Linked DNA regions of Homo sapiens: region 1 is linked to region 2. A link is an interaction called in ENCODE POLR2A ChIA-PET data of the cell type or tissue named here. Cell type or tissue: A673. All regions are shown on one strand. Links, peaks and the distances in the headings refer to the core of each region. The heading gives the core; the rest is flanking DNA.

Region 1 (12,669 bases), core at 1,501-9,500, 120 kb before region 2:
GTTGAAGTCAGTACAGTATAGTAAATGGGAATTTTAAAAGGGGAGAGTAGAAAAGTAAGATACAGTAGTGTTCCTCTATTACTATTAGGGAGAATATATATACTATTGGTTAACCAGTATATCTCATTTACTTACAAAGAACATTTGTAGGAAAAAATTGCATTAGCTTAACACGACTAGATGAAAATGTCATTTGTTTGATATCCACATATATCTGAAATATTTCTGCTTTTTATTTTATTTCTAAAGTAGGTTTCAGTATTAAGAAGACACTGAATAACTATCTCACAGTTAATTTTTCCAGGAATTTTAGAAACTAACTCTATAGCTTATGAATCAATGTATTACAAATCAATGTATATGGATTTCTTACTTGGTATACATCTGTCCTTTGATAATCTCTGTCTTGCCTGACAAAATAGTTTCTGAACTTATATAAAATTGTTCCATGAAAGTACACTAAACCTTTGAGGAACAGCCCTTTACTCATGGTGAGATGGATTGGACATACTGCACGTGATTATAGAAAATTCCAATAGGAGAGAAGATTAATGTAGAATCCAAGAAGAGTGTTTAGGGGAACTTGAATCTGAGCCCATAAAGCCCTAGATGCAGAGGAAACAGGATGATAGATATGTCTTATCATATGGTTAATAATTTGATTGATTGATTGGTCGAGATGGGATTTCACTCTGCAGTTCAGGCTGGAGTGTACCAGTGCAATCATAGCTCACTGCAGCCTGGAATTCCTGGGCTCAAGAAATTCTTCTGCCTCAGCCTCCAAAGTAACTGGGACCACAGGCATGTGCCACCACACCTGGCAAGAATATTATTAATTGTGATTCTTTTTCATCTCTATATAGATTAGAGAGGGAGCCATTCAGACTGTTGGCTATACCTAACACTTTGCCTTCTTGGGAGTTCCTTTTCCCACCAATTTCCTCAAAATTCTGTTGAATATTTAGCATAGGAAATGGATAGTTTCATGGTTGATAATGATTGTCTCTACCATCCAGCCCTTTCTCCCTTTCTTTTTTTTTTTTTTTTTTTTTTGAGATGGAGTCTCGCTCTGTTGCCCTGGCTGGAGTGCAGTGGCACCATCTTGGCTCATTGCAAGCTCCACCCCCCAGGTTCACGCCATTCTCCTGCCTCAGCCTCCCAAGTAGCTGGGACTACAGGCGCCTGCCACCATGCCCGGCTAATTTTTTTGTATTTTTAGTAGAGACGGGGTTTCACCGTGTTAGCCAGGATGGTCTCGATCTCCTGACCTCGTGATCCGCCCACCTCAGCCTCCCAAAGTGCTGGGATTACAGGCATGAGCCACCGCGCCCAGCCCCTTTCTCCCTTTCTAACAGAACCCCGTTGTATACTATCCCTTCTGGCAGCCCAAGTACCTTAGAAGAAGCTGACTTTTCCCCAAGCGCTAAGCGTTTGCTGTTTGGTTTAAGAAGGAAGGTGGATTCCAGTGATTGGTTCGGAGATCCAGGCCTAACCCAGTCAGCACATGGCATGTCTCTGGCTACAAAATTCAGTCAGAAATGGCTATGTAGCCAAATTCTGGATAATTGGAGACGTTTGTTGAAAGCTTCTGGAGAAAAAACACCCTTGATCACAAAATGGCTCCCTGAATCCTTACTTTTGTTCTCTGGTGTAAGGTTAGGTGATGTGCTATTGCATTTTTACTACCATGAAGGGTGTAGCCTGAGGAAAAATACAACACTCAGGGGAAGGCACAAGACAGGAAACTGAAGAAACAGAACCAGAGTTACTGAATTAAGTGGGCCTAAAGTCTGTCTGACCTCTGGACTTCAGCCACATAAGACGTTAAATGTTCTTACTGTTTAAGCCATTAAAATTGGATTTTGAGGTATTTGTGTGTGTTACTTGGTCTTACATATTTTTAAAAAGGTTTGGTTCAATTTCAGAACAGACTGACCTTGATCCAGTTTGCTTCACCTTATAAAACAGTGTACTTTAGCCATGAGGATTATTGGTCATAAAATCTCGAGAGCTCTCCAGATCAATCACAGTTTTACAGTGATGGGTTAGAGAATGGACAAAAGAATTAAAAATTTCTTAGATGCTGTATTAGTCCATTTTCACACTGCTGATAAAGACATACTCGAGACTGGGCAATTTACAAAAGAAAGATGTTTAATGAACTCACATTTTCACGTGGCTGGGGAGGCCTCACAATCATAGCAGAAGGTAAAAGGCACAATTCAAGATGAGATTTGGGTGGGGACACAGCCAAACCATGTCAGATGCCATTCTTTAAAAAAAAAATTTTCCACTTGTTTGCATTAATGCCTTCCTTTTGTTCCAAACCGTCAATAAAACAATGGATTTATTTTTCATGCTTTCTTTTGCTAATGTAAGTGGAGCTTGAAAGTGATGTAAAGCAGAAGGATGTATCCAGTGGTTTTCTTGAGTCCTTCCTCTTTTAGATTAGTATATGGCTAACATAGGGCTTCTATATTCAGAACTGTCATTCATAGAAAGCAAGCTGCTGGGAGAGTAAAAACAAATGATTCAAACCTTAAAAAGCTTTGCTTAAATTAAAAAATAAAATCAATATAAATTAAGTTAAAATGAAGAGATTATAAAATTTATGCTGCATTTTAGAGTGAATAAGAATGTATACTTTGCATGTCACATTATTTAGAAATTATTGCCAAATTAATAAAACAGAATGATATTTCAAATTAAAGAAATATACACTAGAGGAAAAACAATTCAGAATTACTGTCTCTATTTTCAAGAGTCAAATACTTTTTTTTTCACTCGGATCTTCAAATCACTATTCTTTCAAAATGCTTTTGATTTCCAATGCATGTAAATGTTACTCCATTTCTTTTATTTTAATGGCATTTTTTCTTATTATTTATTATTCAACACTTAGTCAATTCACTCTCCAGAAATAAGCTGTAGGGGAAAATATTAACAAATTTCAGGCTATGAATAATTTATTTAGATGCTATTGTCAGAGGCATGTGAACCAGAACAACTCCATCTTGAATAGGGGCTGGGTAAAATGAGGCTGAAATCTACTGGGCTGCATTCCCCGATGGTTAAGGCATTCTAAGTCACAGGATGAGATGGGAGGTCAGCACAAAATACAGGTCATAAAGACCTTGCTGATAAAATGGGTTGCAGTAAAGAAGCCAGCTAAATGCCACCAAAACCAAGATGGCCACAAGAGTGACCTCTAGTCATCCTCACTGCTACCCTCCCATCAGCCTCATGACAGTTTACAAATGCCATGGCAACATCAGGAAGTTACCCTATATGATCTAAAAAGGGGAGGCATGAATAATCCACCCCTTGTTTACCATATCATCAAGAAATAACCATAAAAATGGGCAACCAGCAGCCCTCAGGACTGCTCTATGGAGAGAAGCCATTCTTTATTCCTTTACTTTCTTAATAAACTTGTTTTTGCTTTGCACTGTTGACTTGCCCTGAATTCTTTCTTGTGTGAGATCCAGGAACCCTCTCCTGGTGTCTGGATTGGGACCCCTTTCCTGTAACACAGTATTATGAGCTTGATATTAGTGCTATAGGCTCTGCTGCTAGTATGTAATCTTTTGCATCTTATATCTTGTTTTACAGGTGTCTGGGTCACATTTGTTAGATGATTTGCCAAGAAAATAACTCATTGATGAGTTCAGATACCACCTACTCTGGGAAAGCAGTATGGATTCTGCTAAAGCGCTTCAATACTCACTTCCTCTGTGCTTCTCTAGTACTGTCTTCATACCTCTATAGTACAAATTTAACTCATTTTTTTATTTAACTTTTTATATAACTGTCTCTCTCCTTCATTAGCCTATGATATCTTTGACAGTAGACTGCCAGTCTTATGAAATTTTGGACCTCAGTGAGTGGCGCAAAATCTGACACAGGTGTCATCAATACAAATTTCCTGCACCCCTGGTTAAATTAAAGTCTTTTAAAAAATGTGCCTCATTTCTGACATTCTTTACCTAAAGTTCAGAGACAGTTACCTTTCACTCCCTCTATATATTGCAAATATTTGCAATTCATAGTGGTAAAAAGACTGCATTCCAGAGTTTGAATATCTGCATTCAAATTTCAACTCTGCTGCTGAGTAACCTTGAAGAAGTTTACTGAACATCTTCCCAAGTCTCAATTTCTTCATCTGTAAAGTTTGAAGCTAATAGAAGTTACTCCATGGGGGTTTTGTAAGAATCAAATAAAAACAATTATGTAAATCTCTTAGTAGGGTGCCTGGCATGTAATACGCATTTTCACCTTTACGTAGATGACAATGTTTCTGTGTTTAACATAAGCTGTCATTATTACTGTTGTTCCTATTAGCTACTGAAATATTTAACTTTCTGTGTAATTAGATATTAAATTTTAAATAACAATGCAATTGTATTATGGGAGGAAGGCTGTGAACTTAAGGTAGCTTTGGAAAAATTCCAGGTAATTTTCTAGCTGAAAGTTAACAATATCAACAAGAAGAAGTCATGCCAGGATTGTACTTATATTGTTCAAAGGCTTTTTTTTTTTTTTTTTTTTTTGCAGGAAAGCAAGTTTTATATTTCTCATCAGTCTTGGACCCGTTGTTTGAATTCACTGGTGGCTGTCTGCAGGGTGTTAGCATGTGGATATCTTATTGCACTAACTCTAGAATTCAAATAAGCTGTTGATAGTGATGGGAAAGAATATTAATAACGTTTTGCTGTATATTCAAAATGCTGCAAACTTTCCCATATTTCCATGCATGATATATCATTGTGGATAAGACTGGATGGTGAAAAATGTAAATAAAGGACTGTTAAATTGGTCCTGTAAAAATGCCATTAAAAATTGATGGTTACTTAGTATTGTCCCATAATTTTTTTTCTTCCCAATTCCAGCTCTTGAAAATTTATGGGTGTGGCAGGCATGTGTATAGGTACATGTGTGCCAGAGGAAGATTTATTTATATATGGCAATGTTTCTGAAATCTCTAGATATGCAGGTTCTATTACAATTCCAAAGAATCTCATGTGACTGTGTTTACAATGGTCCTTTAATATTAGTCGTTTGAGGCCGGGCGCGGTGGCTCACGCCTGTAATCCCATCACTTTGGGAGGCCGAGGCGGGCAGATAGCAAGGTCAGGGGATCGAGACCATCCTGGCTAACACGGTGAAAACCCGTCTCTACTAAAATCACAAAAAATTAGCCGGGCGTGGTGGCATGCGTCTGTAGTCCCAGCTACTGGGGAGGCTGAGGCAGGAGAATGGCGTGAACCCGGGAGGTGGAGCTTGCAGTGAGCCGAGACCGTGCCACTGCACTCCATCCTGGGCGAAAGAGCGAGACTACGTCTCAAAAAAAAAAAAAAAAAAAATTCGTCGTTTGAAATACTCAATTTGAAAAAATTAAATTAGCTAGAATTCATAGAGACTGTCTTATTAAAAAGGTTAACGGTGTCTTTTGGTTGTACTGCAGAAAAATCTGAGTTTATTTTAGAAATAGACCTTTAAACTCTGCTCTGTTCTTTGTGAACTTCCTAAGTAGGAAAGAAAGAAAGAAAAACAAATGTAAGATCAACTTTTCGATTAAAATGTACCAATTGTGAGGGAAAGCAACTGGAAACCAGCAATGGTCTCCTCAGAGATATACTAAGTTAGGTCTGAATTTCATGAGCTCTTGAAAGCACTTATGTTTTACCATGACCTTGGGAGTACTTTCTTTGAATTCTGGAGATTGTGTGTGAAATGTTTAATTCATTTTTTTGTCAGTACTTCAATTGTTTTAATGAGATTACATGTACTACTTCTAGTATTTTAACTTTATACCTGAACATTCTCTCCCAAATTAAAAAATAAAACCCTTTTATCTAATCAGCAGTGCCTAAAATAATAGATTTTGTTTTCGATGTGTGGAGGGGAGGGAAATAAAAAGAGAAGGGAAAAGAGAAAGGGAAAGCAATGTCCACCCTTTCACTTAAGGAAATAGGGGAAGGAATGGTGAGGAAGGAGTAAGAACTGTATGAGACCAGAGAGTAAGACTATTTTTAAAAATTATATTTGCTAACTCCATCTTTGTACAATGTTAATTTTAAGCACTAAATAAAGTATATTTTTATAAGTGTTCAGCAATATTGCTTTTTTCTATTTTGTAATAAATATTATCAGCTGATAAAATGTCTATTCTTTTTATTTTATAAGTCAACTTTTTTAGGGTATAATTTACAAATGGTGAACTGCACCTATATGAACTATACAATTTGCTGAGTTTTGACAAATACATGCATCTATGAAACTACTGTTAGAAATCAAGACACAGAATGTTTTCATAATCCCCCAAATATTTCTTATGGCCCCTATTAATTAATCTATTCCTCTACCCCTTGCCCCAAGCAAACATTGACCTGCCTTCTGTCATAAAAGGCTAGTTTGCAATTTCTAAAATTTTATGTAAATAGAATATATATGTATATATAGATGTACTTTTTGATTCTAGCTTCTTTCACTCATCATGACATTTTCATGTATGTTGCATGTATCAGTAGTCCATTCCTTTTTATTGCTGAATAGCATTCCATTGTACATATATATGTATACCCCTTTTTTAATGTATCCATTGATGAACATTTAGATAACTTCTAACATTTAGTTAAATACAAATAATTTTGATCTAAGCATTCATAAACAGGTCTGTATATGAACACTGGGTTTCATTTTCTTTGGTAAATACTTAGGAGAATTGATGGATCATATGGTAATTATATGTCTAACTGTATAAGACACTGCCAAAGAGTTTTGCAAAGTGATTGTGCCATTTTACATACCCTTGGGTAGAGTGTATGTTCTAGTTGCACCCCCATTCTCACCAATACTTGGTATTGTTAGTCTTGTTAAAATTTTAGTTTAAATAGATATACGGTACTATCTCATGGTTTTAATCAGCATTCCCTCTAAAGGTGAATGACGTTGAGCATCTTTTCGTGGGTATATGTGCTATTTATATATCTTCTTTTGTGACATAACTGTTTAAATACATATGCCTATATTTAAGTTGGGCAGTTTGACTTGTTATTAATGAATTGCAATTGTTCATTGTATATTCTAAATGTTTTGTCATATATATGTGTTATGAATATTTTCTTTCAATCTGTAAGTCTTTTTTATTTCCTTAATAGTGTCTTCTTAGGAAAAAAACATTTTTAATTTTGATAAAGATATTTATCAGTTTTCTATTTTATGTTTCATTTGTTCATGCATATTATCTAAGAAATCTTTACATAACCCAAGGTCAGAAAAATTTTTCTCATATGTTTTCTTCTAGAAATCCCACAGATTTAGCTTTGCTTTAGGTCTATCATCTATTTTATGTTAATTTTTGTGTGTGGTGTGAGAGGATGGCTGTTCATTTGTCATATGGGCATCCAGTTCTTCCAGCAGCATTTGTTGAAAAGGCTATTTTATGCTACCTTCTAAATTCTTCTGTACAATGTGAATTTTCTAGTACTAGTCAAACTTCATTTTTAAAAAGGGTTCAGCAATATTATTAATAATTTATATCCATTTTGCTATAAATATCATATTCTATTAGTAAAAAGCATTCATCCCTTGCCTTTTGGGAGCCTCTTTTTAAAACCCAAATTTATTGAGGCATAATTTACAAAGAATGAACTGTATCTTTTAGTGAGCATCACTGTTAGAAGTAGAGAAAAAGTGAAATCCAATGATTATTTGCTAGGTTCCATCTCTGTCTTGTCCCTATTTCTAGCCAGTGAATGTTATTGACCACCTACTTTGTGTCATGTGCTGTGTTAGGAATGAGACAAAAATAAGAAACTATTTCTTGGAAGTTCTCACTTAGGGAGAAAGGCATAAAATCACATCATGTGTAATCTAGTCAATGCTGTAATAAAGGTTTTGAAAAAATATATTGGCAATTAAAGAGGAAGGAAGTTAACTTCCTAGGGAAGTTAGAGAACACTTCACAAAGGTGGTGCCATTTGAATTAGGTTATCTTTATTACAATCCTTTTTGTCTTCCTTCAAAAAAGAAATTCATTTCATATATTAATGTTTACTTTATTAAGCTGAACATTTGAGTGCTTGCAATCTCTGGATCACAAAACGTAATGAAGAGATGTGCCTTAAATAAAAGGGGAAATGTGTATGATTTACCTAATAGACCTTCCCTTATAGATGAGTCATTTTACCGATACAGTCACTAGAGGTAGCCTCACCAAAGTGTAAACATTTTGTCTTGGGCCAAACAAATGCGCTTCCCATGACAAAGAGGATGGATATGAAAGGAAACAGCACGGATTTGAGAGGCCTGGAGCTGGGGATCCCATTTAATGAGCAGAGATACATAGAAATAGTAATGCCTACTATTTACTTAGCATTCACCATGTGCCAAGCATCCTAAATGCTTTGCTGAATTCTCACAACAACCTTATGAGAGTTTTGCACAGGGATAAACTGAGGCAAGAAATGTTAAGGCACCTATGGTAGATTATTCTTCAAAAATATCCACTTTCTCTTCCTCTCCCTTCCCCATCCCACTGATGTTTTGTTTGGTCATGTGACTGGCTTTGGCCTCCTAGTGGACAGAGTGTACTTTTCTATCCCTTTATTAAGAAAGACTTTGGGCTTGTCCATGTGATTTGCTTTGTCCAATAGGATGTTAGTGGAGATGACACAGGCAGCCTTGAAACAATGCATGCAGCAATGGGTTCTCCCCTTAGGCCTCTGCCATCACTGAAAGAAGAACCTGCTCTAGATAGCCTACTCGTCAAAAGAGATGAAAGACAGGTGGAGTAGATTTGGAACCAACTTGTAACTTAGAGCACAGCCTGGCCTTGTAACCACAAACAAGCGAGAGAGAATACACAGTTGATTGTTCTTTATTACACTAAGTTTTAGGGTGCTGTATTATTCAGCCACCTAAGTGGCAGAAAGGATTTGAGCGCTGGCAATATAGGTACAACTTCTGCACCACATTGCTACTAATACAAGAGATAATTAGCTATATTCAGACACCCAAGTAAAACTAATCAGTTGATGAATGAAGAACAGGTCTGTAACTCAGAAGAAAGTTATAGGTCTGGAATTAAGATAGTGTCTATGAACTAATGATCTAAACCTTGACAAATCATTTTAATCTCTCTGTGCTTTCTTTACAAGAGTATTGTAAAAAAATAATAATAAAGTAATGGCCATAGAAGTTCTTTGAAAATGTTAAAAGTGTTATGCATGTGCAAGATTTTTTAAAAGTCTGTTTTGTTTTCTGCTGTATCCTCAGTGCCTAGAATTGTGCAGGCCGTGTAGCAGGTGTTCAGCAAACATTTGTGAAATTAAATTGAAATTAATTTTTTAAAAATAGTGTCTTCAGCTCACAAATAACAAAACACAAAGTATGTTTATAATTAGGGAAGTAACTAACTTTCATTCTTGACAATAATTGGGTAAAAAGCCCAGGAAGTTGCTTCCTCTTACTCCTGTGTCTGACAGAGAGAGGGTGTTTGTTTCCTACCTTTACTATCTGAACAATGTTCTGTAAATCCTAACCTTAAATGAGATAGTTGTTGCAGTCTTATATTAGCAGGCTTCTTGTCTAGAGTGTTTTATTAGTGGGCAGCTATTTGATTTTAATATTTGTTCTGCAGTTTAAAAAAATTGAGCTTCATTTATAAAAATCCAGATAGTCCAGAATCTGGCCAAACAGTCATCTGGATTGGAAAGTTAGGTCACTGTGTTAGGAAGAAAAGGTCCATTTATCCTTTTTCCTTCTTTGTTTACCATAAAGCAAGATATAGTCTAATGAGATATCTTACTTTTAAGACATTTTCATTTAATTCACTATGATTCAGATGAGGGCTATGGTTAGAGTTTTGTTCCTCACATCAAATTGCAGAAAAAAATCACACTAGAGATGTTATTTAACTTATTCTACTTTCTATTATAGCATAGCCTGCCTTTTTATCTCAAAACGTCTCTGATGATTTCCTGAGAACATTTTCAGTGGTGTAGTTAAAGGGTTATTTCAGCTCCAAACTTTCTTGTTAAAATGTTAAACTGGAACATTTGAACAATATTGCATCACTGACATGAAACTGACTAACAATCTGGAAGCAATAAATTTTGCTTAAGTATCCTTCATTGTCGTGAGTGCTTCATCCTGTGACAGATATTCTCTAGTGAGAGTTTCGGGTAAAACTCCTTCTGTCTCAGCTAAAATTTTTAAATAGCTACTGAACAATTTCTGGCCTCCAGTTAATATGTGCTAGTAATACAATCTATCAGTGTCATGAGTATATTAAAAATTACGGACTAAACACACAATATTGAAAGAATAAAAGGAAAAGATCAATCATCTCATTTTTGCTATAGATTTTCATAATGATTTCTTTATTTCTTGAATATGTATTTTATCTGCCAAATGACCATATGTTGGCAACTCTTGACTTAGAAAATATATAAGATAATAGAAGAGAAATAAATAACAGAAATATAAATATAATTCATATCCTGGATTTCTTAGCAGGATCTACAGTGTTATTATTTTTCTTTCTTTTATATAAAGATGGGGTCTCACTATGTAACTATTTTCCCCAAGCTGGTCTCAAACTCCTGGGCTCAAGGGATTACTCCACTCCCCTACCCTCCACACAAACCATCTCACCTCACCTCAGCCTCCCAAAGTTTTCGGATTACAGGAGCATGAGCCACTGCACCTGGACAGGATCCAGAGTATTAAAGCTCATTTTACCTTATTAATCAAAGCTTACCTAATTTTATGTCCCTCGGACTCCAGACGAAACTGAAGCTAAATGGGAAAAATTTAGCACTATAGTAGGTAAATAAATCTTTTAAACAAGAAAAAAAAACAATTGGTCAAGTTTCTATAATATGAGAAAGATACCAAGAGGAAAGGGTTTTTTTTTTTTTTTTGCAATCTAATAGAAACAAATGTTTTAATTAAAAAAAAATCTAAATCCAAAGTTGCAGAAACTCAAACACTTTGGACACACTCTTAATATCTTCCTCTCATTTTTGCCTAATATCAATTTCTTCATCAAGTTATTTCAATTGTATACCCTATATTTCTTTCCAGTCACTTCATTTCCTCCATTTATATTGCTTTCACCTATTCTTGTATTCTTCTAATCTCTACAGTACAACCTGAGTGATTTTCATTATAAAAAATAAAACATATGAATATAACTCTGATACCTAACACCAGTCATTGCTCTTAGGATAAAGGCCAAAACCTTTAGTATGGTCTGTAGGCCCTACAATGTCTGCATTAAGTCCTCTGTTTTCCAGTCACTCTGATTTTCTTTCAGAAACTTAGAACAAACCAAGTTTCTTCTTGCCTCAGGGCCTTCAAGCATGTCTCACCTGGCTGGGCACAGTGGCTCATGCCTGTAATCCCAACACTTTGGGAGGCCAAGGCAGGTAGATCATCTGAGGTCAGGGGTTCGAGACCAGCATGCCCAACATGGCAAAACCCTGTCTCTACTAAAAATACAAAAATTGTGGTGGCACAAGTCTGTAATCCCAGCTACTCTGGAGGTTGAGGCATGAGAATGGCTTGAACCCGGGAGGTGGAGGTTGCAGTAAGATGAGATCGTGCCATTGCACTCCAGCCTAGGCAACAGAGTGAAACTCTGTCTCAAAACAAACAAAAGCAAAAACAAAAAACAAAATTCATGTCCCACCTTCTGTCTAAAAGACTACATGGGCCAGGCATGGTGGCTCACGCCTATAATCCCAGCACTTTGGGAGGCGAAGGCGGGCAGATCACCTGAGGTCAGGAGTTCCAGACCAGTCTGGCCAACATGGTGAAACCTTGTCTCTACTAAAAATACAAAAATTAGCTGGGTGTGGTGGCTGGCACCTGTAATCACAGCTGCTCGGGAGGCTGAGGCAGGAGAATCACTTGAATCTGGGAGGCAAAGCATGCAGTGAGCTGAGATCACGCTACTGCACTCCAACTTGGGCAGCAGAGTAAGACTCCGTCTCAAAAAAAAAAAAAAACACTATATGTATGTGTGTGTGCATATATATATATATATATATAGAGAGAGAGAGAGAGAGAGAGAATTATGTATATTATATATATTTAAAGTATTTGTTAAAATTATCAAACATATATTAACAATATATGTGAAACCTTGTTCCATCTATAGCACCAACAATCCCACCCCAACCCTAAATAATTTTGACGCCAATCCCAGACATACTATGAAATACTCTCCAACTCACGCTGATTTTTTTTTTTTTTTTTTTTTTTTTTTTTGAGACGGAGTCTCATTCTGTCACCCAGGCTGGAGTGCAGGGGCGCCATCTCGGCTCACTGCAAGCTCCGCCTCCCAGGTTCACGCCATTCTCCTGCCTCAGCCTCCCGAGTAGCTGGGGCTACAGGCGCCCGCCACCACGCCCGGCTAATTTTTTTTTTTTGTATTTTTAGTAGAGACGGGGTTTCACCATGTTGGCCAGGATGGTCTGGATCTCCTGACCTCGTGATCTGCCTGCCTTGGCCTCATGCTGATCTTTAAGATGCCTGCTTAAGCTCTATTTGCTTCTCTCCTCCCTCTGCCAGACTAGGTCGTATTGGCACCCTAAAACTTTTACTTCATAAAAATTATTTCAGCATGGATTTTATGTTCCTTTGTGTGGTTTTTGGGTT
Region 2 (12,669 bases), core at 2,197-10,196:
GTTCTTGATTTGGCTCTCGGCTTAACTGTTTTTGGTGTATAGGAATGTTAGTGATTTTTTTCTCATTGATTTTGTATCCTGAGACTTTACTGAAGTTGCTTATCAACTTAAGGAGCTTATGGGCTGATGCTATGGGGTTTTCTAGATATAGGATCATGTTGTCTGCAAACAAGGATAGTTTGACTTTCTCTCTTCCTATTTGGATGCCCTATATTGCTTTCTCTTGCCTGACAGCCCTGGCCAGGACTTCCCATACTGTGTTGAATAGGAGTGGTGAGAGAGGGCATCCTTGTCTTTTGCTGGTTTTCAAGGGGAATGCTTCCAGCTTTTGCCCATTCAGTATGATGTTTGTGGTGGGTATGTCATAGATGGCTCTTATTTTGAGGTATAGTCCTTCAATATCTAGTTTATTGATAGTTTTTAACATGAATAGGTGTTGAATTTTATCGAAAGTTTTTTCTACATAGATTGAGATTCTCATGTGGTTTTTGTCTTTAGTTCTGTTTGTGATAAATCATATTTATTGACTTGTGTATGTTGAACCAACTTTGCATCCTAGGGAAAAAGCTGGCTTGATCATGGTGGATAAGCTTCTTGAAGTGATGCCGGATTCAGTTTGCTTTTAGGCTGTTCATTAAGGATTCAATTTTAGAGCTCATTATTGGTCTGTTCAGGGGTTCACATTTTCCTGGTTGAGTCTTGGGAGGGTGTATGTGTCCAGGAATTTATCCATTTCTTCTAGATTTTCTAGTTTATGTGCACGGAAGTGTTCATGATATTCTCTGATGGTTGTTTGTATTTCTATGGGGTCAGTGGTAATATCCCCCTTGTTGTTTCTGATTTTGTTTATTTGAATCTTCTCTATTCTTTATTAGTCTAGCTAGTGATCTATTAATTTTTTCAAAAAAATTGCTCCTGGATTTGTTGATCTTTTGAATTTTTTTTTTTATGTCTCAATCTCCTTCAGTTCAGATCTGATTTTAGTTATTTATTGTCTTCTGCTAGCTTTGGGATTTGTTTGCTCTTGGTTCTCTAGTTCTTTCAGTTGTGATGTGAGGTTATTAACTTGAGATCTTTGTAACTTTCTGATGTGGGCATTTAGCGCTACAAATTTCCCTCTTAACATGGCCTTAGCTGTGTCCCAGAGATTCTGGTATGTTGTATCTTTGTTCTCATTAGTTTCAAAGAACTTCTTGATATGTCCCTTAATTTCATTATTTCCCCCAATTCATTCAGGAGCAGTTGATTCAATTTCCATCTAATTGTATGGTTTTGAGTGAATTTCTTAGTCTTGATTTCCAATTTGATTATGCTGTTGTCAGAAAGGGTTTTTTTTTTTTTTTAAAATGATTTCAGTTCTTTTGCTGAGGAGTGTTTTACTTCTGATTATGTGATTGATTTTAGAGGATGTGCCATGTGGTGATAAGAACAATGTATATTGTGTTGTTTTGGGATTGAGAGTTCTGTAGCTATCTATCAGGTCCCTTTGATCCAGTACTGAGCTCAGGTCCTGAATATCTTTGTTAGTTTTCTGTCTTGATGATTTAATATTGTCAGTGGGATGTCAAGCTCTCCCACTATTATTGCGTGGGAGTTGAAGTCTGATAGACAAAATAGCCAGTATAGAAAAGAATGTAAACAACTTGATAGAGCTGAAAAACACACTACAAGAATTTTATAATGCAATTACAAGCATTAATATCAAAACAGACCAGGTGGAGGAAAGAATCTCAGAGCTTGAAGTCTGGCTTTCTGAAATAAGACAATTAGACAAGAGTACAGAAAAAAATGAGAAGGAAATGAACAAAACCTCCGAGAAATATGGGATTATATAAGGAGACTAAATCTATGACTCATTGGTGTCCCCAAAAGAGATAGGGAGAATGGTATCAACTTGGTAAACATATTTTAGGATATCATCCATGAGAACTTCCCCAATCTACCTAGAGTGGCCAACATTCAGGTTTAGGAAATGAAGCAAGAAGATCATCCACAAGACATGTAATCGTCAGATTCTCTAGGCTGAAATGAAAGAAAAAATGTTCATGACAGCTAGAAAGGTCAGGACGCCTACAAAGAGAAGCCCGTCAGACTAACAGCAGACCTCTCAGCAGAAACCCTACAAACCAGAAGAGATTGGGGGTCAATACTCAACATTCTTAAAGAAAAGAAATTCCAACCTAGAGTTTGTTTTCAGGCAAAGTAAGCCTCATAAGTGAAGAGGAAATAAGATCTTTTTCAGAAAGGCAAATGCTAAGGGAGTCCATTACCACCAGACATGCCTTACAAGAGCTCCTGAAGGAAGCACTAAGTCTGGAAAGGAAAGATCATTACCAGCCACTACAAAAACACACTGAAGTACATAGACCAGTGACGCTATGAAGCAACCACATAAACAAGTCTGCAAAATAACCAGCTAACATCATGAGGATAGGATCAAATTCACACGTATCAATACTAACCTTGAATGTAAATGGGTTAAATGTCCCAATTAAAAGACACACCATGTTAAGCTGGATAAAAAAGCAAGACCCATTGATATGCTGTCTTTAAGGGACCCATCTCACATGCAGTGACACACATAAGCTCAAAATAAAAGGATGGAGAAAAATCTACCAGGCAAATGGAAAACAGAAATAAGCAGGGATTGTGATCCTAGTTTCAGACAAAACAGACTTTAAACCAACAAAGATTTAAAAAGATAAAGAAGGGCATTACATAATTGTTACAGGGCTCAATTCAGCAAGAAGCTCTCACTATCTTAAATGTATATGCACCCAGCATGGAAGCACCCAGATTCATAAAGCAAGTTCTTAGAATTTCTCAAGAGACTTAGACTCCCACACAGTTGTAAACATTTTTGAAGATATTATAATGAAAATTGGGGTCTGATCTTCAAAAAAGGAATTATGTTCAAAAATAGGGGCTGGAGGGATGCACCAAGGAGTTTCAATCAATGGAAATGAAAAATGAAGAGAAACAACAGTAAAGGAGGACCTGAATGGTCCTTTTACACATTTGATATAACAAATCAGTGTTTCTTTTAGAAAGGCTTTTAGTGCATGTAATGATATGGCTGAAAGGTACAGCATTTTAATTTTTTCATTTGCACTCAGGACTCTTTGAACAAAGATCCAATATGAATGCTTTAATTTGTACAAATATGTAGTTGGTGGTGAATTAAATTAGAGTTGCACAAATCCTATTCAGTATATATTGAACTAGAAGTTGCCAGAAGCATAGTGCTATTAGGTGAGCAGTTAGTCTGGAGAGACCAGATGCTTTGCTGTTAGCTGTTTCTTGGCCTAGGGTGAGCAGTGTACCTTTCTTTGTTCACTGTATTCATGTTTAACAGTGAATATCTTATAATTGGTTAAATTTCTTTGCTTTGCTTTATAAAGAAAATACACTATTGGAAAGATCAGCAAATCTAATGTACTTGAAATCTATAATGACATACTACTAAATAAGTTTGTTAATCTTATAGGTGTATCTCTAAAGTCTGTTGCATTTTTTAAAATAGTGTCTTAGTCTGTTCAAGCTGCAACAACAAGATACCATAAACTGGGTAGCTTATAAACAACAGAACTTTATTTCTAACAGTTCTGGAGGCTGGAAGGTCCAAGGTCAAGGTACTGAAGATTTCACCTCTCGTGAGGCCGTGCTTCCTGGTTTATAGGTGGCTGTTATTTCAGTATAACCTCACATGGCTGAAAGAGGGATGGGGTCTCTCTGGGGCCTAGAGCCTCCTTTATAAGGGTACTAATCCTATTCATTAGTGCTCCATTCATGAACTAATCACCTCTTAAGAGCCCACCTCCAAATACCGTCACTTTGGGAGTTAGGATTTCAACACATGAATTTTGGGGGAGGACACAAACATTCAGACCATAGCAGGGAGTTTAAAATGAAATGTTTTATGGATTAGCTTTTCTCAGGATGTTAGCAGAATAACTGTGGTATCCTCTGTTTACCAAAGGGAGCATTTCACAACACATTTTGCTTGGTACAAGGTTATGGCTTGATTGGCAATACTGAGTTTGCCTTTGAGGTTCCTTCCATTACTGTATTCAGGGGAAAGCAAATGGGCTATCTGGGAATTGATCTGTTGTCTACAAACTGATTTAGCCATTTAACTTGGTTCCCTTAGGACATCAAAAATTAACATAAAATGTATTTTCTTTACCATTGATGATTTTTCAAAATAATTGGATTCCTACAAATCAGACTGTTTTTAATGGTTATGTAGATGAGATAATTGAGATAAAATGTATTTATTTGTGATTTAGTCAACCTTTTTTATTGGTAATTTCTGATAGGCCTTTAATTTTGAACTAACATTTTAAATTGTGGTTTATAATTAGATCAAGTTCATTCTTTAAAATTTTAAGCTCAAATTGAAAAACTTCTAAGATAGGCTGTTTTGTAAAAATTCTTTTATCCTGTGTTGCCATGGTTAGTGTTATTAAATAGCAATGAAATAAATATGTTGATAAAGTCATTAAATCACAATACACTTGTTGATGGCATCCTGTATAGTCTTTCTCCAGATTGTGTTTGAAAAACTACTGTTAATGGGCAGCTATTATGAGTTGCTATGCTGGTATGTTTCAGTATGCTTGACTTTCTTATCCTTTGCTGAGTTCAGGAAAGAAAAAGTCAAGATTTAGTTTATATTGAGAATCAAAGAAAATGACCCATGGAAGATTAGAATATTTGAAAGAAAAAAAAAAGAGTAGCAAGGTTTAAGAAGTGTGTGTGTGTATCTTTCAAAAGAGCTTCATCTCATACCATCCGTGGTTTCCTTAGTATTTCTTTCTGTAGTTTAAAATCTGAACATTAAACAATATTATTTCATACCTAGGAGGGAGAATAATTTATTATATAAGACTGTGATGTCTAAATGAGAACTTCAGCATGTGAATCTCATGCATTACAAATAGTTTTATTGTACTTTTCCTCGCGCCGTTGATACAATCTTATACAACTTTATTTTGTTCTGGTAGTCAGCATGGCCCACAACGTTTAAGAACAGACATTCAGACAGCTAGGGGAATTGATGTGCCTGTGCATACTCTATGGGCACACTGCATATTGAAATCTGAGATAAAAATGATTTGTCCCTTTGCTTTCGTATTTTGGGTGCTACCATTTCTTTATGTACCTGATCATAGTTAATATTCCTACATCCATTAGTGTTGAGACGTGGTGGCTATAGGAAAAATTATAATGATGGGCTCTTGGGAGAGCTTGGCTGTACAGCAGCTTGGATTTTATGACTGTGAATTTTCAAGTGGTAGATCAATTAGGCAGAACTAGTCATGCATTGCAGTATCTTTAAGAGCTATCTTAAAACAAATTTCAGACCTGGATGGTATTCATGAGCTATAATTTGAAGAATGACTGAGGCTATGAGTACTAGATTTAGGCACTTTGAAGAAAAAAACATTTCATATGGATTAAGTTGGATGTTTTATTCATAAGAGCTGGTTTGATCTTTATATGCCTTGATATTTTTAAGTCCTGTAGTTCCTGTTTTAAATTTATTACTATACAGTCTTTATTTGCAACAATTAAATTGGCCAGGGGTAGGTGGTGATTAGAAACATTTTCTTGGATTATAGGAACATTAATAAAATCCCATTTGAAGTAAATTCACTCAGAAACTTAATTCTTTTCTTTTTTTTTTTTTTTTTTTAGAAACGCTGTCTGGCTGTCCCCTTGGCTGTCATGCAGTGACGCAATCATACCTCACTGCAGCTGTGAATGTCTGGGCCCAAGGGATCCTCCTGCTTTAGCCTCTTGAGTAGCTAGGAATACAAGCGCACATCACTGCACCTGGCTAATTTTTAAAATTTTTCTGTAGACACAGGGACTCCTTTTGTTGCCCAGGCTGGCCTCAAACTCCTGTCTTCAAGCAATCCTCCTGCCTTGGCCTACCAAATTGCTGGGATGACAGGCATGAGCCATTGCTCCTGGCCTTTTTCTATTTTTAATTCACAATCTTATCTTTGCAAACTTTGATACAAAGACCTCTGTTTCTCTTTTCAAAAAAAAAAAAAAAAAACACTTAATATTTGTTTGCCTATTCTTATGTGAACATGTAGAATTTCTTATGTTTCTTTCCCTTAGTACTCTGTCTTTATAGTTCGTTTTTCTAAGAAAATGGATGAGGGGTATTTTTATTTCATTTTCTATGACATGCTTATTTGTATCCCTGATCAGCATTGCTCCTATGTTTAAGAAACTAGCTCTTCATCTCTCAGAATGGCAGATTTTTTCCACACATAGTTTTTGCCTTTCTAAACAGTGTGTTATGTTTTATTTTTGGTTTCTGTAAACAAGTTTTAAAGTTTTATGTAGTCAAATTATTAGTGTTTCCCTTTTGGCATCTGGGATTTATCTACAAATAACTTTTGAAAGCATTTGTTAAATGTACATATTTATCTGTAGACGTTTTTAACTGTATTTACTTTCTTAAAACATATTGTGGTTATTTTGTTAGTGTGTGTGGTAGGGGGAAAATTTGTATTTGTGTCCTCTAGGTTTGGGAACTAAAGATGTTTTGAGGTTAGAGTGTAATGCTTATAGTGAATAGCTGAGCTTTTTATATTCCTTAACAGATATCCCTTGCAAGACTCTTGCTCTTCTGAATGCTTTTCAAAGCAAGACAAAGTAGTTGAGGGAATTAAATAGCAGCTCTTACTACTAATTACTGGGCCTTTGTGGTAAACGAACCAGTTAAAGGCCAATCCTTCCTTGCAATGTGCTGGCCTTGGGGGAGATAGGATAGGAAGGCAGTAAGCTTCCTTTCTGAAGAGTATAAAAACACTGAGCCCTGAATAGACTATTCTGGGCTGCTGTAGTTGGCATTCTGCACCTCCCTAGTTTGCATGATTTTCTGATAAATGAAATCTACTCCTCTGCTGACATTCCCTTCACCTCTTCATGCTCCTGCCTCCTAGGGGTAATCAGTGCACCCAAGCCGAGGACCAAGAAAAACCATTACCATTTCCTCTGCCACCCATCACTGAGGACATAAGGACTCTGAGCATCTTAAATTCTGGGACCAAGAGTTACAGAGGTCAAGTACTGCTTCCTCTTGTGATCAGCATCCAACAGGAGCCAAGGTGTTCTAAGTGTTGAAATCAAGGGTTAGTAAAAGGGAAATGATGAACTGTTTTCATTGCTGAAGCAGGCCTTTCCTCAGTGCTGGTGGCTAGTTGAGGACTTAAGCCCTGAGGAGGACAAGTTCACTTAGGCCCAAATGAACGCAAGGAACAAAGTGGAGCTCTATGACCTCCAGGAGAACAGTTTTATTGTATAAAGCTTTGCTTGAACCTAAACTCAATCATGGAAAGGTGGATACCAAGATTTAAGTCTTGGCATAGTGCAATCAGCCTAAAGCCATCAGGTTCAAAGCTATAGTCCAACGAAGGCAGGATTGTTGACTTATGACAATGAGGTAGACTCTACAGCAGAGAAACCACTTATAAAGCTGCTCAATAATCAAAGGAAAAGAGTCATAGGATTTTTTGAGAAGGGCGGAGTTTAAGTGAAATATAAACAAAGCAATTTTTGGTAAGTTTAAGGCAAAGCAGGGCTTGTGTGTCAATGGGTCACACAATTTGCATCAATATCACTGCAATGTGGACCAGGGTCCTGTTTGCTTGCAAACTACAAAGTTAAGAGTGATGTGAAATGCCATGTCCAGAACTCCCTTTTCTAAAGCTCTAGGTGATAAATCGAGGCCATTTCTTTGTGTCAGAGTAACTTAGATCCTCCAGACAAAAATGAAATGCTTCATTCTGAGTACTATAATTTCAAACAGCAGAGTTTCTGGTGATTTTAGAGCACAAAGTTTCCCAGTGAGTCAGAAAACTACTAGTAGACAAAGAAAGGGGTTGTTAAGACACTTTATAGTAGCAGAATGTCCTTGAAAAAAGTATTGTTTCCTATTAACCCTGAAGCTGGCTCTGTTTCTGTTATTCTCCAGCCTGATGGCTGGGCAGATTTTTACATTCTTTGTCTGAGTTAACTTCTACTTTCTCAGTCTCCCATAGTGTGCTCTTATTCTCACAGGGGGGATGTTTATTGTCAGCTAGTCTTTGAGTTCTATTTGTCAGGATCTTCCTTTCCTCTCTCTAGTTGGACCATGTAAATACTGCCTAAAAGCCTTTCCAGTTTTTTAAGCTGGTGGCTGGACCTTGGGAGCCTATTTAATGAGGATGAAGAATCAGATGGTTGATAATACTTTGCTTCACTCCCTGAATGTGGTGGACTTTTGTGAGTAAAGAAGGATGTTCCTGAAGGCTACTCTAACAGCTAATACCAAGTATCCTGGAATTCAGTTACTTTATTACGTTTGAATTCTTCCTTGTCCCTGCCCCACACTCAGAAGTGGGAGGCTACAATGTGCTTTGCATTGCACTAGGCACTTACATTAATTACTAAGGTGAATACAATGTGGTTTTCATCTTCCAGGAACCAGCTGTCTATTGGCGGAGATGGATATGGAAGCAAATCATTGCAGTGTACTGTAGTATTAGAGTAAAGGTAAATAAACTCTGTTGGCTAACTGACCATTCCTAACTTCCCTTTGAAGTTGAATAATTCTTCAGTCATCTAGAATTTGGGCTTTGCAGTGAAATATGTCTGGACTTGAAGAGAAAGATAGAATGAGAGTATCATCCAGAAAGTTTTATAATTGATAACAAGTAACTAGCTGGTAGACCTGTGGTTTCTGTGGTCCCTTCTGAATTCTCCAAGGAATACATATATATGCAAAAGTTCATGATACTTTTACATTGCTGTCAAATGACATAAAACACAAGTGATAAAATTTTCAGCTTTTTCTTGGGGTTGGGGGTGTATAGAGGCACTTTATAAAACCCTCATGAGATTGAGGTGCAGGGTGTTTAGATATCTACGCTCAAATCATTCAGCTGATATGCACATTAGCTGTTCCTCATTGCTTAAAGTTTGTATTCCTTCTGGAGTGGCTTCTCTAGATAATATTTAAATGAAAGGGTTGAAAATAGTGGTTTCCAAACAGTCCTGCATACTGTTACAAGGTTCGTTTCTTAAATCTTGAGCAAGGCCTACTACCTGCCTGGCATTTTCTAGCACTGAGGATGTAGCTGTGAGAAATGCTACATCCATGACCTGTTCTCATGGAACCTGGTTTCTAGTGGGAAGATGCTTAGGGCTGGGAGGATGGGTCACAAGTAGGTTCAGTTCCACACACATCTTTTTTTCCAGTGTGAGCATTTAGTTAAGCTCTCTTTTGAACAAAGCACGACCAAATAAGTCTGAAAACCACTCTTATAGAAAAAAAAATGGGGATATGGTGGTGCTTTATTGTCCTCGACTCAATTCTCATATAATGGAGAGGGCTCTGAAAGTAGTAGTTGTATTCCTGTCTTAAACACGAAACTCGTAACAGTAGTAAAAAAATTTACATCTCAAAATTGAAAGGCAAAATTATCCACAAAGGTTGTGCCATATATTTATCTCACCAATGGCTACAACACACTCAATGTTAAATTTATAATATCAAAGTTCTTCATAAATTCTTACAGGTCATATTTCCTAATATTGACAAATGGTAGAAGAGAAAGAAGGATGCCACTCTCTATTCACCCTCCTCCAGCTGAACATCTATAATTTATAAATGTACTGCTTATGTATTTGTTTATATCTGTAAATCATTTTGATTTGCTCCAGACATTATCTGATCAGTCCTTTATCCCAGTGTCTTGACTGTGCTTAATTCTGCCTCCTCTCCTTTGAATCTTGCTATTTACATTCTAATGCTCATTATGAGGAGAACAACCATTCTTCATGGCTTCTCATCCATTTTCCCGATGATGCTAATTTGCCATTTACATGAACAAAAGTTGTATTTAGATGTTTATTATAAAGACCAGAAATAAGAAAATAAAAGTCCGTGTTATCCCTTCTAGAAGTTATATGAAATAGACGAGACTACTAGAAGTTATAGTTAGAAGATCTGAATGTGGTAACAATAAAAGTGGAATGTGGAAAATAAAAGTCCATATTATCCCTTCTAGAAGTTAATGAAATAGACATGACTACTAGAAGTTATAATTTGAAGATCTGCATGTGGTTTATTTCTTCTTTTAGAACCACATTACCTGCATCTTCTGAGCCAGAGGACCTATAGGCAACTGATCTCAGGGAACCCTTGTGCTGTGTGGGCTTTCGGGAGAGGAAATGGTGTGTGGGGCTTGAGGTGGGAGGGCTTCCTCTAAATGGTCTGAGCCCTAGTGAGAGAATAGTGTTGGAACCTCAGGATAAAGAGCTCCAGAGGGGTAGATTCTAGAGCCTGGTCTTCAAAGATCAGAAGATTCCTGGGGGTAGGGATATGAGAGTCTCCCTAACCCCCACAAAACCCAAGAAAGGACCTCAATGGGTAGATAGGATTATCCATGTCCTTGAGCCCAAGAGGAGGGCAGGGAGACCTGAGAGCAAAAAGGCTTTCCACTGCTATTTCTGAAGGGGAAATAGCTTCTCGTTTTTACACATCTCACACAAGTAAGATTCAGACCCTTTAGGGCTCTAGTTCAAAATTCACCTGGGGTATTTACATAAGTACTAATGCCTGGGTACCTCCTCCAGAGACTCTTATCAAACTGGTTCTGGGCATTATCAGTTTAAACTAAATAAACCACAGAACAACTCCCCAAGTGATTCTAATATGAAGCCAAATTAGAGAACTAACAATCAGACTTTAGCCTCCACAAAATGACAATCTACATAAGTATACAAAATCATACAATCTCTTTGTCCTGCAGGCAAATAGAGGAACACCAGACAGTCAGAACAAGTGTGATGTGAAGTAGCAATGTTGGAGGAGACGTGAACATTTGAAAAAGTAAAAATAAAAGTATAATACCTAGGGAGATTCAACTGTAGCACCTACAACATTTTAAGCATGATTCCTAATTAAGTAACACAAGGGAAAAAGGGTAGCTGCTGAGACCTGATTTACTGTTCTGGTTGATCAAATGTAAAACACATCTCAAATCCCAGAGCATAAATATGAAAATATGATTAAAAGTTAGAAATCTTGAGGGGAAAAATAAGAGTCTTGGAGATTTGATTCCAGGGACCTGAAATGAAAATAATTGATGTTCAACAAGGTGAAAAAGGAACATAAATAGGAAATAGGAAAGGTAATAATTATATAATAGACAATATTCTTGACCTGAGCTAAAGAAAGATTTTGGCCCGCAAAGTAAAAAGGCTTAATAAGGTCTAGACTCACCTGATGAGAAAAGACCCATGTCCAGACACATTCTGATAAAATTCTCAAATTCTCTAATGATATATACAGATGGCTCCAGAAAAAAAAAATACTAAAGTTACCTTAAGAAAAGGATGAAGTGTGAGAACCAACCTGGCACTGGTTTTCTCATCTGCAAGTTAGGAAGATGGGGCATCCACACACTACTGAGAGAAATAGACCACAATCCAAGAATCTTACTTTCAACTTATATCATTTTCCTGCCTAGATTAAGAAAAGGACTTGAGAGATATGTAATCATTCAGAAAGTATCACCCACATATTGTATCCAAGAGTAGATGTGAATCAAACAGTAAATGAACCAGAATAGAGACTTCAAGGTGGGAAAACATGAAGAGGAAATAAGCACAGTAAATCTTAACACATGAGTGCGTATGTATTTAGAAAGTACATGGATGGAGATAGCTGTTTTGGGATTTGTAATTTAAATGCAAAGTAAAGATATATTAAACTTCCTCAAAAATCTAAAAGTAAACAGTACCCAACGACCTGAAAGTTGGGAATGGTGAATAGAGAAGTAGAAACATTCTAAAAAGATCTTAGGGAGGAGGATGAGATAGTGAAAATAAACAATATTTTAAAAAACTGAGCTTATTAGGGGATGTGAGATGATAAATAGTGGGTCATGGTGGGAAAAATAATTTTAATGGAAGTTATAATCTTATTTTCAAAGAATAGAGTCATACCATTTAATTTTAAGAAGAATTAAATAGACGTGACTACTAATGGAATGAAACACTACACAAAATTTCCAATTTAGTGAGGGAAAATGTTCGGGTTCAATCAGGTTAGTGGGAAAAATATTAAAGATAGTTATAGTAATAGCCGCAAGCCCTCTTGGAAGGCCTGAGAGTTTGCATAACATCGGTAATAGATATGGTCGAAGGCATCCTAATCCTTACCTTTAGTAAATAGCTTAAAGTTGGTACAAAGGAAGGCGGAGTAGTTTACCTAGGTAGCTCACTTACTCATGTGGTCTTAAGGCTAACCTTTGATGTACCTCAGTTGCTTAAGTGGTTTTTACTCGGAAAGTCCACAATGTCAATTATCCTCTAATGGTTTTGACTCAAGCCTTTGTTAATTAATCTTACTGAATAAATGTGGGTCTCACTAGCTGATTGGGGCCGTGGTAGCAACTGTTTACAACACTCAGCAAGGAGTCTGTAAGCAGCGTGGACAGACACTCTCAGCTGGACTGGCAAAACAGAATATCTGTGTGTCAGTGTACATTATTCATCCATCACCAGGTCAAGGGTCTGCAAGGGACAGACACCCCCACAGCTGGTGCTCCTGTGAGAGGAGTGCTACCACAGTTGGTGCCCCATGTGAGGAACGCTGCG

What was found. ChIA-PET counts read pairs that join two places held together with the same protein. Peaks named below come from ENCODE experiments on the same cell type or tissue, not always from the same donor. Only the 100,000 strongest peaks of a DNase experiment are listed, where the experiment ranks them.
Region 1: POLR2A ChIA-PET joins it to region 2 with 11 read pairs; 2 of 35 experiments call an interaction of 5 or more read pairs at or near these places.

Annotation. Positions count from the first base shown.
Region 1 is chr7:122,898,868-122,911,536 of GRCh38, reverse strand. No RefSeq gene overlaps it. Among named protein-coding and RNA genes, the nearest start is that of CADPS2, 19 kb to the right of the region's middle. In A673, for the core only: a CTCF peak has its summit at 8,586; a DNase peak (open chromatin) is centred at 8,586; H3K27ac peaks cover 978 bases.
Region 2 is chr7:122,783,427-122,796,095 of GRCh38, reverse strand. The region is part of intron 1 of CADPS2 (calcium dependent secretion activator 2); the gene reads left to right. Among named protein-coding and RNA genes, the nearest start is that of RNF148, 87 kb to the right of the region's middle. In A673, for the core only: no CTCF peak of the experiment used is centred there; a DNase peak (open chromatin) is centred at 5,625.